2 separate regions of the Homo sapiens genome follow, and region 2 is linked to region 1. A link is a loop called in an ENCODE intact Hi-C map of the cell type or tissue named here. Cell type or tissue: Calu3. All regions are shown on one strand. Links, peaks and the distances in the headings refer to the core of each region. The heading gives the core; the rest is flanking DNA. Region 1 has its middle 54 kb from the start of GAD1-AS1. Region 2 overlaps MYO3B (myosin IIIB).

Region 1 (8,336 bases), core at 116-8,115:
AATGCTATCCAGTATTTTAAGTCTCTCTTCTAACCCCACAATTTGTACATTATTAATAATTTTGTTTGGTTGATTTTTGCTTGATGTGCCCACATATTTACCACTGCGTTTGTGCATGATTCCCTCTTACATCTCAGACCTTTCATTTGGGTCATTTTCTTTTTTCCTGATCTGCATGTGTTTGAACTTTTCCTTATTGAAGCCTATTAATAGCCCCTCTCTAGAAGGAGCTCTCTAACTTTGTCTGCTTCGTGGGCATCATTTCTGAGGCTGGTTTGAAAGCACAATGATCCAGGTGATTTGCTGCTTTGAGGATGGCAACAGTAACTCTTAGATAAAACAGACTTTGTTAAACAGGAAATGTTCCAGTCACACCCCAGGGCTCTGCCTCTAGGCATTATGACTCTGTTATCTCTTACACATAAAGGATACCAGATACATGCATCAAAATGTACCTGCCAGAATCTTAAATCCTTTAATCTGAGCAAATGATATAAAGCAAATTTATAAAGAAAATCTCACTATATTTTTGGCTGAAAAGTGGAATTCTTTAAAATAAATGTGGTATGCAAGGTTGCTTTAATATTCCAATAAAACCACTTCAAAATTCCTATTCCCGGTTCCCTCGTTCTCCATAATGGACATTTGTGTTTTATGCCTGCCAGGCATCTATTGTTTCTTCTTCTGGTCATATCGCCTTCATTTTTCTTTGAGAAAATATTCTTTCTTCATTCTTTCCCAATGAAAGTAAAGGGATGAGCTCACCTTCTGATTCCAGAGATAGTCACCCAACTCAAGTGTGGTCAATCAAGGCATTCTAATCCTCTGGGCAAAACGGATGGACACCTGACCCTAGACAGGCTGATGAGATTCCTGAGGTGAGATCATGAAGCCCCAGACCAGTACTGCAGGCTGTACAAGCTTCCTGAGGCCTCACCAGAAGCAGAGCAGATACTGGCACCATGCTTGTATAGCCTGCAGAACTGTGAGCCAGTTAAACCTCTTTTCTTTATAAATTATGCAGTCTCAGGTATTCCTCTGGGGAGCCCTCAAAGAAACTGTGTGTGGGTGATATGGTTTGGATGTTTGTTCCCTGCAAATCTCACGTTGAAATGTAATCCCCAATGATGGAGGTGGGGTCTGGTGGCCTAACACAGCGGGGGAAAGAAGAGGGCATGAGGAATGGCATTCTACTTTGTAGCAGGTTAATGAGTGGGATTTTCTGTTTGCCCCAAAATTGGTGCTTAGGATCCAATGCTGGAGACAAAAAGGCAGTAAGTACCCCACATTCTAAAGAAAGCGGCTGACCATTGGGATGCTCACCACGCTCACAGCTTACTGGGTGGGGTGGGGTGGGGTGGGGTGGGGTGGGCGTTGAGCTGGCCCTTCTTTTTGTTTTTTGAGATGGAGTCTCACTCTGTTGCCCAGGCTGGAGTACAGTGGTGCGATCTCGGCTCACTGCAATCTCTGCCTCCCGGGTTCAAGCGATTCTCCTGCCTCAGCCTCCTGAGTAGCTGGGACTGCAGGCGCATGCCACCACGCCCGGCTGGTTTTTGTATTTTTAGTAGAGACGGGATTTCACCATGTTGGTCAGGCTGGTCTCGAACTCCTGACCTCAGGTGATCCGCCTGCCTCGGTCTCCCAAAGTGCTGGGATTGCAGGTGTAAGCCACCACGTCTGGCCGAGCTGGCCCTTCTAACACCAGCCATAGCCTCGAACCAGCCCCACAACCCCACCACCTTCTCAGAGAAGAGAGAAGAGATTTGCTAGGGTTGTGAGTTGGGGTCCAACACCCCATTGCAGCTAGAGCCTGGAGGATGAAGAGGAGGCAGCATCCCAGAGGTGATATAGCCCTTCCACTCTGAGGGAAGGTGGAGAGGTTGGGAGAGGACCAGAGCAGTTCACAGCCCTGTCCTGACCACTGCAGTTCCTTTGAGCCATAAGCCTGACAAGATGGGAAAATAGACAGCTTTGAGAAGCTGGAACATCTTTAATAATCAAGGGTGTTCATGAAGTTACGGAATCTAAGCTGGTGGTGGTGCTAAGGGGTCCACTACCTAATGAGAAAGAGATAATAATCTGGAAAGGAGACAAAGACAAATAAAACCAGTTTATGTTTTACCCCACCCAGTTAGGATTGTACAAAAATGTTTACAACTAATTTACAATAATGGCAGAATAAGCACCAGGGATCTTCTTTTTTGGGGGTGGAGGGGCACGGAGTCTTGCTCTGTTGCCCAGGCTGGAGTGCAGTGGCTCAATCTCGGCTCACTGCAACTTCCACCTCCCAGGTTCAAGCAATTCTCCTGCCTCAGCCTCCTGAGTAGCAGGGATTACAGGCACATGCCACCAAGCTAATTTTTGACTAATTTTTGTATTTTTAGTGGAGACTAATTTTTGTATTTTTAGTAGAGACAGGGTTTCACTATGTTGGCCAGGCTGCTTGAACTCCTGACCTCAGGTGATCCACCCGCCTTGGCCTCCCAAACTGCTGGGATTACAGACATGAGCCACCACACCTGGCCGTATTTTTTTTTTTTTTTTTTTTTTTAGGCAGGGCCTCACTCTGTTGCACAGGCTGGAGTACAGTGGTGCAATTATGGTTCATTGCAGCCTTGACCTCCTGGGCTCAAGTGATCCTCTCTGCTCAGCCTCCCGAGTAGCTGAGACTACAGGCACACACCACCACACCCGGCTAATTTTTTGTATTGTTTGTAGAGACAGGGTTTCGCTGTGTTGCCCTGGCTGATTCCAAACCCCTGAGCTCAAGCAATCCTCTCACCTTGGCCTCCCAAAGTGCAGGAATTATAGGCATGGGCCGCCGTGCTGGACCAGTACCAAGGATCTTATTTTCTCCTGATAGTAGTCAAGCTGCCTTACTCTTTCCTATTAGGGAAAAACAAGCTTGATTGTGAATATTTTCCCCCAGATAACTTCAGAGAACAAAAACAAAGAAAAGGGCCCAAAGTAGACTCAACCATTTTATGAGCAGAGAAGGACAAAGAACTTCGACTAGATTTCTATGTTCTTACACACTGAAAGGAAGGAGTGAAAGGACAGGCTGTGGGGTCCAATCAAGGCAATGGCTCCATGATGCCAGGGCATGGTGTTAGTGAAGTGAACAGTGGAGCATGGCCTGCAGACCTAGAAGAGCATCTCCCATGTTGGGCCACTGTGCAGCCCGGGGGACCTTTGGCACATCACAGCAAGAGCTGGAGAATGCCTCCCGGCAGGGCTGAAAGAAATGGTGAATTTCTCGTGGTGCCTGAGGGCACGGCATCCCCACCTGGGCCTTTGGTTTTTTTAAGTTTTATTTTCTTCTTAACTGACAAATAATAATTATATATATTTATGGGGTATAATGTGATGTTTTGATACATGTGTACATTGTGGAATGATCAAATCAGGCTGATTAACTTATCCATCACTTCAAATATTTTTTGTTTCTTTGTGGTAAAACATTTAAAATTCATTCCTTTAGCTATTTAGAAATATGCGATACATTATTATTAACTATAGTCAGTCACCATGCCATGTAATAGATCACCAGAAAAGCATACCTGGAGTTTCCTCAGATAATGCATACGGGGTAGCCTGAATAAATAGGTTTTTACTACTAATGTTGTAACCCTATTTTTCCTTCCATGCAGATGTGGCCTGGGGAAAGATGGGAAAAAGGAGACCGGAGGCAAAACTCCAATCTCTCCTCCCTTCAAGCTGATCTAAAAACTCACTTTTTTCTGTGTGTTGTGGCTCACACCTGTAGTCTCAGCACTTTGGGAAACTGGGGCAGGAGGATCACTTGAAGCCAAGAGTTCGAGACCAGCCTGGGCAATATAGCGAGACCCTGTCTCTACAAATGAATAAAATAAAACTCACTTTTAAAGTACAAACTGCTTTGCATTCCCTGGAAATGGCAATGTATTTGATAGGCATTAGCTTTAGTTTTTATTTCATGGAGCAAATCCTTGTAACCTCTCACTTCTTAGGCCACACCATGCCCTCCGCCTGCGTAGACACTCGTGCACTGCATAGGCCCTGTGTTAAATCCCGCTTAATTGATAGTAGAGATTTTCTTCTCCTACTGCTCCTCCTTCCAAAGTAAATTTAAAATGGAGCAAACTTGAAAGAAAAAAAGAGGGAGAGAGAGACAAAGGGAGAAAGAAGAAGGAAAGAAAAGAAAAGGAAATCTATGGCTTAACTTCTTACTTGTGGGCCTTGGAGAAAATCAGCTGAAAGAAAGGGGTGGGAGGAGGTGAGAGTTAACTGGTGCTCAGTGGACTCCAATTACAACCTAATGGCAAACTGGGGAAAGCACAGACTTCTTGTCTTACTCTAGTCAGGGGGGTCTGAAAGAAGCTGCAATCCCCTTGGGAGGGAGACTTAGAAAGGCGCCTTGTTTTAGTGTTACTTTTAGAGTAGTGGGGGCCGTGATGCTGGTGAGTGGAATAAACAGGAAAAAGAAAAGCAAAAGAACGCTTCCTTTGTGCGTTTTTAACAGGAAAGCCCTCATTGTCTCCTCAGGCTCCACAGACGCCACCTAGTGGGCAAACAACCAGCTGACACTCAGCCGGCAGCTGGGGTCAGCCAGAGTTGACATTTCACGTCGCCCTTACTTCACCTGCCCAGTGCAGGAGTGTAGACAGCGCTTTAGCTCCTCGAAGGTTGCCCATCACTTTTGGGGCAGAAGCAGCAGCTGATCAGGACTGACGGAAGGTGGCTCGGGAGAACCAGGGAGCCCCAAGAGGTGGGACAGAGCAAAGGGGAGTCCTGGCTGCCGCATGCCAGCCAGGAGTCAGGAACTAGAGAGGCCAAGGACTGGCCAGGGTTCCAGCAACACCAAGGATCTGGAATCTAGGGTATCTGATGAGGCGAGTTGGAACTCAGTGGTCCTCAAAACAGAGGTCTAATGCTTAGAAGGTCATCACTATTCAAGACAGTAGCACCAGCCTGCAGACATGCAGTGGTGAGGTTCATTCTAGGCAGGAAATAGCTCTCCTCTGATCCATGCTATATTTTATACTACTGTGTGTGCCTTTGTGGGCCTGGAGAAGACTTCTGGGGCCCGAGAAAGTCTGGATATAAGGAATATTGAACATAAGTTTACCAATCAGTTGACCTTCAGATAGGGAGGTTAGCCTGGATCATGCAGGCAGGCCCAGGGTCATCACTTGAGTCCTTAAAGGCAGAAGGACTCAGGCATGGCAGAATGAGAAGTCAGTGCACGGCTGCTGTTTTGCAGATGAAGGGGACCACGTAAAAAGGAATATTGGTGGCCGGGCGTGGTGGCTCACGCCTGTAATCCCAGCACTTTGGGAGGCCGAGGCGGGTGGATCACGAGGTCAGGAGATTTTGACCATTCTGGCTAACACATGAAACCCCGTCTCTACTAAAAATACAAAAAATTAGCCGGGCGTGCTGGCAGGCGCCTGTAGTCCCAGCTACTCGGGAGGCTGAGGCAGAAGAATGGTGTGAACCCGGGAGGCAGAGCTTGCAGTGAGCCCAGATCGCGCCACTGCACTCCAGCCTGGGCGACAGAGCGAGACTCTGTCTCAAAAAAAAAAAAAAAAAAGGAATACTAGTGCAGTGGCCTCAAGGAGCTGGGACAATGCCAGACCGAAAGTCAGCAAGGAAGCAAGGACTTCAGACCTACCGCTGCGAGGAACTGGATTCGGCCAGCAACCTGAATGAGCTTGGAGGCACGTCTCCCAGCGAAGCCTGGCAATGGGAGCCCGGCCTCGGGAGCATGCGCATCTAGGCAGTGAGTCCAGCCAAGCCAGCCCAGATTTCTGACCCACTGAACCGTAAGAGAATAAATGGATGTGCTGTAAATTTCCCAATTTATGATAGTCTGTCAAACAGCAATGGAAAACTAAGACCAACCCTAACTGAGTTAGCTGGAATGGAGGGTGACTCAAAAGTTACATGGCATAGCCTCTTGGGCAAACACTCTCCACAGCAGTTGGGAGGCTGAGGTGGGAGGTTCACTTGAGCCCGTGATTTCAAGACCAGCCTGGGCAACATAGTGATAATCTATTGCTACAAAACTTTTTTAAAAAAATTAGCTGGGCCTGGTAGCATGTGCCTGTAATGCCAGCTACTTGAGAGGCTGAGGTGGTAGGATCACTTGAGTCTGGGAGGTGAAGGCTGCAGTGAGCTATTGCACCACTGCAATCCAGCCTGGGTGACAGAGCAAGACCGTGTCTTAGGAAAATTATATTTATTTATTTGTTTATTTAAACACTCTCAACTCAAACAAATTTGAAATGGTTCTATTTTTCTCTAACCACTGCCTTCAACTATATGAAGATACATCTTACTGCCTACTGGATAACAGGTACTCTAATAATATCTTGGGTGTTTCTTCAGCTTCCTGGTCACTCTTAGTTATGAAAAGTCTATTTAATTTAAGGTTCCAACATCATATCTGATTGAAAGCATTCCCTCCCCTCATCACCTGAGAGCTTGTAACTGCAGGGAACTGAGTGGAGGGTGTGACATGAATGACTCTTTTACCCTTCTTCCCCCATATCTTCTGGATGGGGTGGCTGCGGCACAGTCTGCCCTTGAGATACCGTCTCCACAGGACACAGGCTCCTGTGGGCTCTAGCTCCTCTGGGAGGTTGAGTCGGGGGAGGAAGAAGAGAGAAAGGGACAGGTGTCTCCTACTTCACTGGGCGGTGTTGTGGCCTTGTCCCGTGGCTGTCCTGCATCTCTGGCTCTCTTGGGTGCATGAGGTCTTCAGAGGGCTCTTAGCAGGGAGTCTCCCTACTGCACTATTGCCCATGTAAGAGTTCCAGCTCTGGCCCAGCCTCTCTCAATCCCCCTTGGCTCCTGCCAGCCTTCTTGGCCCAACCTCCTTTACCCTCCTCAGGGTCCGTTTGACCAACGCGAATATCATACATCCTTGCCACACCAGCCAGTGGGATTGAATCCTGCTCCACGTTCATCCTCCTCGTTTGACCCTGACATTGTTCTTTCATTTTCATTTCCCCTGCTTAGAAAGGCACAGAACAAATTCACATGTCTACTCCCTAACCAGAAAGACAGCAAGAGAATAAAATATCTAAATCCCCCCTTTTCAAGCTTCCCCACTATCTATGAGTAAATTGCTTAGAAGTCGTCTCCCATTATTTAGCTTGGAGGGGGACGGGCATTCCCTCCCCTTCACTAAAGCAATGTTCCTTGCAAAAATCATTGCACGGCTCACAGGGATGAGGGCTTGAATGATGGATGCAAGTAGGAAAGCCAGTTAAGGCACAGCTTAATACTCCCAAGGGAGGCGCCTAACCCAACGGTTGGTGGCTGTCTTTAGAACATGAGGTACGTAAACCTTTGTCCTCATCTTTGAGCCCCAGTCAGCAATTCCTGGGCTCCAGAAACAGTTCTCACTCAACATCCTGTTTCAAAAGTAAGAAATGGTTGGGCTCATGACTGTAATTCCAGCATTTGGGAGGCTGAGGCGGAGGATCCCTTGAGCCTAGGAGTTCAAGATTTCAGTGAGCTATGATTATGCCACTGCACTCCAGCATGGGCAACACAGTGAGACCTTGTCTCAAAAAAAAAAAAAAAAAAAGGTAAAAGAAATGAAAACTGTCTCAACACAAATGCAAAAGATTTCTTCATTTTTTGCCTAATGACATATAATGTTAATAGATTCACAAGACAGGTATGTAGATGTGTACAAACATTGAAATACATCAACTATACAACACAGGATGAGCATGATAAGGCTTAAAGTTCAGGTAAAAAGAAAAATAAAAGGAAAGGCTAGGAGATTTTAGTGGATGAGCTCGCAATGTGACTTGGCCACCAAAGCACTTAATGAAATCTGTGACCAGACACCTCAGAGTATATAGTGCAGCACAGAATGATAATAGCCTCATTGCTCTCACTCTGCTTGGGCCATATCTGGAGGACAATGTGCAATTCTGGGAACCACCTGGGAAAGAGCAGGTGGTCAAACAATATTGACAGAGCTCAACAAAAAGCAACTGGATGAGAAGGTGCTTATAAGATGCCCCATGGGAATATTTGAACACACTGGGGATTTTTCATTTGGATATGACTTGAGGACGGGGAGAGGAAATGATTGCTCTTTGAAGGGTGTTAGCAGTTCCAGAGAGTAAAGCTAAAGCAAATGAACATATAAGTTACAGAGAGGAAGACTGCAACTCAATACAAGAAGAAACATCAAACTTTTCTAATGATACTAATAGTTATCACTGAGTGCTCACTGTGAGTCTAGCACTCGACTTGTATGAACTCATGAAATCTTCACAGCAACCTATAAGGCGGGTACTATTGTCCTCATTTTATGGATGAGGAGACTGAGT
Region 2 (8,336 bases), core at 184-8,183, 550 kb before region 1:
TGAAGTCCACAGTAAGAAATAAAGAGCACAGGAAACGGCATAGATGTGGGTTAATATGAAAGATTCTTTAAATATATTTTTCTCATTTTCTCAGCCCTCCCCCGCCCCAAGTAGCTGGGACTACAAGCATGCGCCACAATGCCCGGATAATTTATTTTTAGTTTATTTTTTGTGGAGACAAGTTCTCACTGTGTTGCCCAAGCTGATCTTGAACTCTTGGGCTCAAGCGATCTTCCCACCCCAGTTCTTCCAAAATGTTGGGATTACAGGTGTGAAACACTGTGTCTGGCCAGATGCTATTTTATAATGAAAATATAAGAAGTATATTTATTTGTGGCATCACGTTCATAAAGCAGAAGCTATGAAAAATACAAGGAGATGTACATTGGTTGCAAAAGTTATTTAATGAACCTATCTCATTTTGTGAGAAATAGATTTAAAAATTAAGATAGATATAAAAATAAGCAACAGTGTATGTTTTTGTGAATGTTTCATGGGCACTTGAAAAGAGATGCATCCTCTAATTTCAAGGACAGGGCTTGAGATATCGATTGGTATACACTTAGTTTTAAATATAATTATATATTTATGATATATGTTATGTATGTCATATGTAAATATTATTTACATATATATATGTGCTTATACCTGCTATGAAGTCTACAGAGACATTCTCAAATTTCAAAAATGTAAGTAGTACAGACAACATTCTCTGACCACAATGCATTACAACTGGAAATAAACAAACAAACATAGAAAACAAAAAGTCCTTACCACCTAGGTATGAAAAAACAAAACCATCTTTAACAGGTCAGGTGAAAAAAATCAAAATGGAAATTGAAGAATACATAGAAAATAACAATTTTCAAAGTACTGTATAACCAAGCTGGGTGCAGTGTCATGCACCTGTAGTCCCAACTACTTGGGATGCTGAGGCGGTAAGATCACTTGGGTCCAGCATTTCAAGGCTGTAGTGCCCTATGATCATGCCTTTGAATAGCCACTCTAGTCCAGCCCGGGCAACATAATGATACCCCATCTGCTAAAAAAATCGAGAAACAAACAAGAAAACTCCATGTCAGAATTAATGGAAAATAGTTAAAGCAGGGATTAGAGGCAAATTCATAGCCCTGAATACCTATATTAATGATCCAGAAAGAATGAAAGCAAATGAATTAAGCTTTCCACCCAAGAAATTACAATTTTAAAAAATCTAAATAAAACATAAGAAAGGATTTAATAAAATAGAAGTAGAAATTACTGAAGCAGAATGTAGAAACATAGTAGAACCAATATATAAATCATGAGCTTTTTCGGGACAAAAATAATAAAATAGATCGTTTATTAACTAACCTAATCAAGAAAAAAGAGAGAAAGTTTAAATATACAAAAAATAAAAAGAGGGAAGTAACTACAGATACAGAGGAAGTTAAAAGAACTACTTATCTTAGTTCCTTGCGAATGAACTTGAACACCTTAATGAAAGGGTCCTTTTTCTAGGAAAATATAATTTAGTGAAAAGAAGGAGACCAGACAGACAAGAATGCAGCATTATTCACTAGTCATTCACAACTAGAGTGAAGTGAGAGAGATTACAGTTTCTTCTCAGGCATGTCTGGGACATGCCTGAATACTCAGTGTGTTTCTGATGACTTAATGTTGATGTATTTATTTTTCATCTTAATTAAGATGCAGTATCAGTGATACACTTCCCCAGTTTCTGAAAATTCTTGTGTAAATACACTTGCTGGCACTGTGTGTTCCTGCTAGAAGAGTAGGCCGGGTGCAGTGGCTCATACCTGTAATCCCAGCACTCTGGGAGGCCGAGGCGGGTGGATTTTGAGGTCAGGAGATTGAGACCATCCTGGCCAACACGGTGAAACCCCGTATCTACTAAAAATACCAAAATTAGCTGGGCGTGGTGGCACGTGCCTGTAATCCCAGGTACTCAGGAGGCTGAGGCAGGAGAATTGCTTGAACCCGGGAGGTGGAGGTTGCAGTGAGCCAAGATCACGCCACTGTGCTCCAGCCTGGTGAAAGAGCGAGACTCCGTCTCGAAAAAAAAAAAAAAAAAAAGAGTAGCAGCACTATAATATAGCACAGTTCCTCCACCTTCACCCCACTCCCACCCCAGGAAGTGACAACAGATTGATTTTTGAAAAAGAAATCTACGAAATAAACACTTATCTATTAGTCTCCAGTATCCTCCTTCCTATTTCTGTCCCCTCAAAAGGTTGCTAGGCAACCGGGTAGGAAAAAATGTCCAAAGCCCTTTTAAAGAGAAGACATGCTTACAATGTCAGAAAAATAAATGTGTGCTTGCTCAGTTAGGCCCCCTTACAAACTGCCAGGACCCGCAGCATAATCCATTCAGTAGCAATTATTGCAATTGATCTTGAGGTTGGTGAAAACAATTGGCCATATTCTGGCTCAGTGGAGACATGACCCAAGCCATCCAGGTGTGAGAGGGGGTGCTGCTGTGGTGTCTTTTGCCCTTGAAAGAGGACGAATGTTCGGTAGTTACTGCTGGGGCCTCTCTGCCCATGTGTGTGATTCTATTCTTGCAGTTAGTACGATCTCTATAAAGCCTTTGTAGCGCTCACTGTTGTTGATAACCAGTCTTCCTCAGGAACTGCTACTACATCTCCTCTGGCATTTCATATATCCACCTGACTTTAAATGGAGCCTGTCAGCCTATGCTTCTGTGGGCATTGGCATGCACATGGTCTCTGGTGATCCAGGCTCAGATTGCTCTAAGGAACTGTACAGCCTTCCTACCTGGTGTGTGTGCCAGGGTCTGCTCATGGTGACAGGTGTTGATGTTCAGCTGCTAATTTCCCCCATTAGAGACAATGTGGTAGGATCTGATGGTACAATCTGTTCATCTGAGGTCTGCCCTGATTTTTTCTGTCTAGAATATAATGCTAACTTTATGGAAACAATAAAAGAAGAAATAGATGCACAATCTGCCCTTTAAATGGTTTTGCTTTGTTGAGGAAAAAAAAATCCATAGTAGTCAATTTCTTTTTGTCTATTACAAATTTATTAACAGTGTGTCATAATTAGGTGCATGGCTTTGCCTTAGAGGACAAATGGTGCTTGTTGAACTGTGACGTTGGTCTTATTGTGGTAAAATGACCCATTTGGTTTTACCAGCTGTGACTTTGGAGGGAGCTAAATGACAGAAAACACGTAAAACTCAACAGATGAAAACATTCTCAGCTCATACTCTATCGCTGATCATTCAGCATCTCAAACAAAATGTTCTTTGGATTTGCTTGCTAGTGTCTTATAATCTGAAGAATGCTAATGCTTAAGTTGATAGGATGAACTGAAGAATAATATGCTTGAGTTGATGCTTAAGTTGATAGGATGTCAGAAGGGCAACTGGCTTATCATATCAGGCCTGGATTCCCCATTAATATGATATAAAATGCTCTAGCAGAATCTAAAGAAGTGGTGTCTCATTAATCAAGAATAAATCCCAAATGCAGAAACAAGATGGTTGTAATTGTGGACTTTGGAATTGGGCTGCCTGCATTTGAAGCTCGGCCGCACCATTACCAGCTTCTGAACTTCTCTAAGCCTCTGTTTTCTTATCTCTAAAACAGACTTGTTTATCTTCCTCATAGGGTTTATGTGAGGATTAAATCAGCACATTATTAGCACAGTGCTTTCACATAGTAAGTACTCAAGAAGTGAGTTATTATTATCTAATAACTTATTATTGTTAGCTGTTGTTATTATTATCATGAATGACTCAGGCTTCAGAAATATTAGACTGCAGAAAAATGGTCCAGCTTATAGGAAAGTCTTGGGTTCCTGACTGGACCTAAAAGAGCCAGGGGGAGACCCATGAATCAGCTCCCTTTGGCTGACTCCCTATCTTTGACTTAGCACTCATGACTGAGTTGGTGAGAAATTGGGGCCCAGAAGAAAAAGGAGTTCCCCTTTTATGGCCATGATCCTGGCAAAAGAGCTTCGAATCACGTGGACTTTCACTGGTTCCTTTACCTTTCTATGTTGGGCGAAATCCTAGAGGCAGAGCGACAGGAAAGAGTCAGAAAGGTGCCATGCCACCTGACTCTTCACTTTTTCAGCTCATACAACATTGGAATCATAGGAACGGAAACCCATAAAGAGATTAAGTCTGTATTTGTGGCCCTTTCCCCTCACTGGCCCCTTTGCTGGATCCCTTTTTCTACATTTTTATTCTTGACTGTCATTTATCCCAAGGAAGTTTTGGTCAATAAAGGTTTACAAAAGGATGCCTCACAGAACATTCCCATTTCAAATAAGGAACTTCTGGATTGAAAAACTATGAGTCTTAATGAGGAAATTTCATGCCCATCACAAGACATGTCTTTTTAAGTAGGGGAAGAGGGTTTCTATAATCTCTTCTTTATCTCTCAAATATATGCAAGTGCTCCTAATGTCGGAGGAGACTGGACTCAGTCAGTTGACGATAGCTTGAAGTTGCCTATTGCAAGCCCCAAATTGAAATTCCTTAGAAGCTGGTTTTTTGTCTTTTTTTAAAGAGCGTTGTAACATTCCTGGCCTCTCTCTGTTTTCTAATTCACTTCGTTCCTGCACTTTTCAGCGCTGAATCTACCCTTTGCTCTGCTTTGTGATGCTGGAGTGGACTTGGTGAACATTTCTTCTTTGCCATGTGGCAGATATTAAGCTTTGTCAGCAGAGGGCACTAGAAGGCCACTGCAGGAGGAAAGAACGCTCTTGCAGGTTTCAGTGTGCTTTTTCCTAATTGCTTCTGTGGCCTTTGGCTCTCAGTGGCATTTGGGACACCCTGTGGTGCTCACCCTCCAGCGAATTCTTCTGGCACCTAATCTGGTGGCTTCTCAATGAATTTCAAAGGCACCCCAGCAGGTGGTCTTATGCTTGCCAGCCCTGGCTTGTCTCACCTCAGAGAACTTCACCACGGAGGCCCATAGTGATAGCCTTTCCACTGAGGCCTGAATCTCAGGCTTGGGTTTGGGGGCAGGGGCTCTTCCAAATTTGTTTCTTCTTGGGTACTCCATCTCAGTAGAGGTAGCAGCTGCTTCCAATACCTGCTATATCTGTATTCTTTAGAACTCTCTTTACTCCTTAGTATCTAATCCGCTGTTACAAGTTAAACATTCTTTTTTGTTCTGTTTGGTTTGGTTTTTTTTTGAGATGGAGTCTCGCTTTGTTGCCCAGGCTGGAGTGCACTGGTACAATCTTGGCTCACTGCAACCTCCGCCTCCCAGGTTCAAGCAATTCTCCTGCTTCAGCCTCCCAAGTAGCTGGGATTACAGGCACCCACCACCATGTCCGGCTAATTTTTGTATTTTTAGTAGAGACGGGGTTTCACCATGTTGACCAGGCTGGTCTTGAACTCCTGACCTCAGGTGATCCACCCGCCTCAGCCTCCCAAAGTGCTGGGATTACAGGCGTGAGCCACTACGCCTGGCCTAAGTTAAACATTCTTTATATTAAATTTTCTTTGTTCAAATTTCTGGTGTGGTTTCCGTCTTTTGATTGGACCCAAACTGATAGATGCTAGAGGATGAGAAGTGATGTATGCAGATGGTGAGTTTGGGGAGGAACTGGTCGTGCATGGTCCTGCTCTTTCCCTTCTGCTTTCTTCTGGAAGTTAGCCTGCCTGCTTGATTGCTCTCAGCGTAGTTAAGCTCAGGGGCAAAGGCTGTGTTCCTGACTGAGGTACCTGTGGTGGTCCAGCCCAGTCCCAAGACTGGCCAGATAAGTCTATCTCTACCTCTGCCTTTCAGTTTGAGAAAGTCCACTCCCTGCAGATGAAAGCTACATTCTCCAAGATCAGTTCTATCTATAATAAAGGTATTATTTTGGACCTTATCTGCTGACTGTGTTCATCGTGTTCAGAATCCAGGTAGGGAGAAGTCCTGTTTTTATTGCCACTCCCCTTTCCCCAACAATTTTCATATAAAACAACTCTTTTAAAATAACTTGCCACCAGAAAAAGTGATTGATAAGCACGGCATGTTTAACCTTTGGCTTTAACTATACCCCGGCCCTCCCCCATACCACTGTGGTTTTTATCCCACCACACATATAAAGCTTTTTTTTTTTTTTCTTAAAATACTAATCTAATTGAGGAGTGATTCTACATCTCTCATTAGACACACTGTAATGATCACCTTCAAAGAGCACACTTCCAAAGAACCCATGTAAACAGTCCAGAATTTGATGATGGAAAAGCATTTAGAGAACAACATGATCTATTTGAAACACATCTCTTTAAAATAATAATTTTTTTAAAAAAATTATGCATTTACAAATGTGTGTGAAAAAGAACAGGGTTGTGGTTTCCACTCTATATGTGAAGGACCACCTAGGAAAAGGGTCGTTAGCCAGTCCTGGGGCAAGGTCTACTTCCCTGACACACTGGACAATAACAGTTGGAACTGATGATATTGCCGAGTTCTTATTGAAGGAGGAAATTAAAGAATGGATGTCAGTAAATGACCACATTGGCTCAGACAACGAGCCACACACCCACTTGTCCCCTCCATCATCTCTATTGACATGGCACCTTCTATTGTCCTTGACTTTCTCCTGCACTCTTCATGCATGGCTGAATTGCTTATGCGTCCTGTGTTTGCGTAAGGAGAGTACAGTAGAGGGAAAGGTACCCCAATGTGCTTTAGAGATAATGAGAAAATGTGATTCATGCCTTTTGTGAACACTTACATTTTGAGGTAGTGGTCAAGGATTAATAGAGCTTGGTGACACCCCCAAACCTCTGCAAGTCATTCCCACAGGCCTGGGGTAATAATACCTGATATGGGAAACATGTAATCTTCATATTCTGGGATGGCCTTTGAAGCAGATTGGTGCTGGGCTGGAAAGCCAGAGGACGTGAACACCTGTCACTTACTGACTATAGTGGTTAGGAATGGTTTATTATGAACTGGGTGATTCAATGTAGTAACTTTACATTTTAGTGATTATAGCCTAACATTGCAAATGGCATTATTTAAGGTATAGGACCAAACAGGTCATTAAGAATCAGAATCAAAAGAATCAACAAGGCTGGGTGTGGTGGCTCACGCCTGTAATCCCAGCACTTTGGGAGGCCAAGGCGGGCAGATCACAAGGTCAGGAGATCGAGACCATCCTGGCCCACATGGTAAAACCCTGTCTCTACTAAAAATACAAAAATTAGCTGGGTGTGATGGCACATGCCTGTATTCCCAACTACTCGGGAGGCTGAGGCAGGAGAATCGCTTGAACCCAGGAGATGGAGATTGAAGTGAGCTGAGATCACGCCACTGCACTCCAGCCTGGGTGACAGAGCAAGACTCCTTCTCAACAACAACAAAGAAGAATCAACAAGCTTGAAATTTAACTACAAGCTTTTGCTTTTCTCCTTACTACCTTTGGTAATTCCTTCAGTTACTGTAAAGTATCATAGTTATTAATCATAGAAGCTTCCCTTTCTTAGACAGTGGTAATCTAAGGCTGAGATGTGATCTAGGAGCATTTTGTCTTTGCTTTCTTCCAGACATTTCCCCATCTAATGTTCTCCTTACACATCTCTTCTTCTCTTCCTTTTCCCTACTTTAAGGGATTGACCCTGATTGGGAGGTGCCTTTGTGGTGGATTTAGCACTTAGCATGGATATCTTTTCTAACCTGGACGAATCTTTCACATTTAATGACGGTATAGTATGTAGCATTGTGATACTGATTTCTGTTTCATTTTCATATCATCTATTTTCTAATTATAAATGCCTCCAACTATTTCTGTAATTTTTTCAAATGTTTTCTCTAGTGGAATTATTAGCATATATATATATATACACTATATATAGTATATATATATAATGTATAAATATATATATTTGAAAGACAGTCTCACTTTGTCACCCAGGCTGGAGTACAGTGGCTCCATCTCGGCTCACTGCAGCCCCGACCTCCCAGGTTCAGACGATCCTCCTGCCTCAGCCTCCCAAGTAGCTGATACTACAGGCACCTGCCACCATGCCTGGCTAAGTGTTGTATTTTTAGTAGAGACAGGGTTTTGTTGTATTGCCCAGGCTGATCTTGAACTCTTGAGCTGAAGTGATCTGCCCGCCTCAGCCTCTCAAAGTGCTAGGATTACAGGCATGAACCACCACACTGGCCACATATGCATATTTTGAATATATCTTCGTCTGTGTCACGTATGCTGAGGTTATTACCCAGGGATACCCACCACTGGAACGAGGTAGCAGATTCTTGCAAGTGGAACCCAGCAATAAGGTTCAGTGTTTGTAGCTGCTGGAATCGAACCACTCAAGGTCACTATTTACAGTGTGTTCTATGGAGTTTTGGCCC

The links. A loop is a pair of places that touch in the nucleus more often than their neighbours do. Peaks named below come from ENCODE experiments on the same cell type or tissue, not always from the same donor. Only the 100,000 strongest peaks of a DNase experiment are listed, where the experiment ranks them.
Region 2: a loop joins it to region 1, with 5 times the contacts of the local background. A loop is called at or near these places in 15 of 110 quality-filtered maps.

What each region holds. Positions count from the first base shown.
Region 1 is chr2:170,868,855-170,877,190 of GRCh38, forward strand. No RefSeq gene overlaps it. Among named protein-coding and RNA genes, the nearest start is that of GAD1-AS1, 54 kb to the left of the region's middle. RefSeq lists an enhancer at 4,750-4,809. In Calu3, for the core only: a CTCF peak has its summit at 4,544 (motif pointing left); a DNase peak (open chromatin) is centred at 4,537.
Region 2 is chr2:170,320,057-170,328,392 of GRCh38, forward strand. The region is part of intron 7 of MYO3B (myosin IIIB); the gene reads left to right. Among named protein-coding and RNA genes, the nearest start is that of MYO3B-AS1, 27 kb to the right of the region's middle. RefSeq lists an enhancer at 4,580-5,119. In Calu3, for the core only: no CTCF peak of the experiment used is centred there; a DNase peak (open chromatin) is centred at 4,695.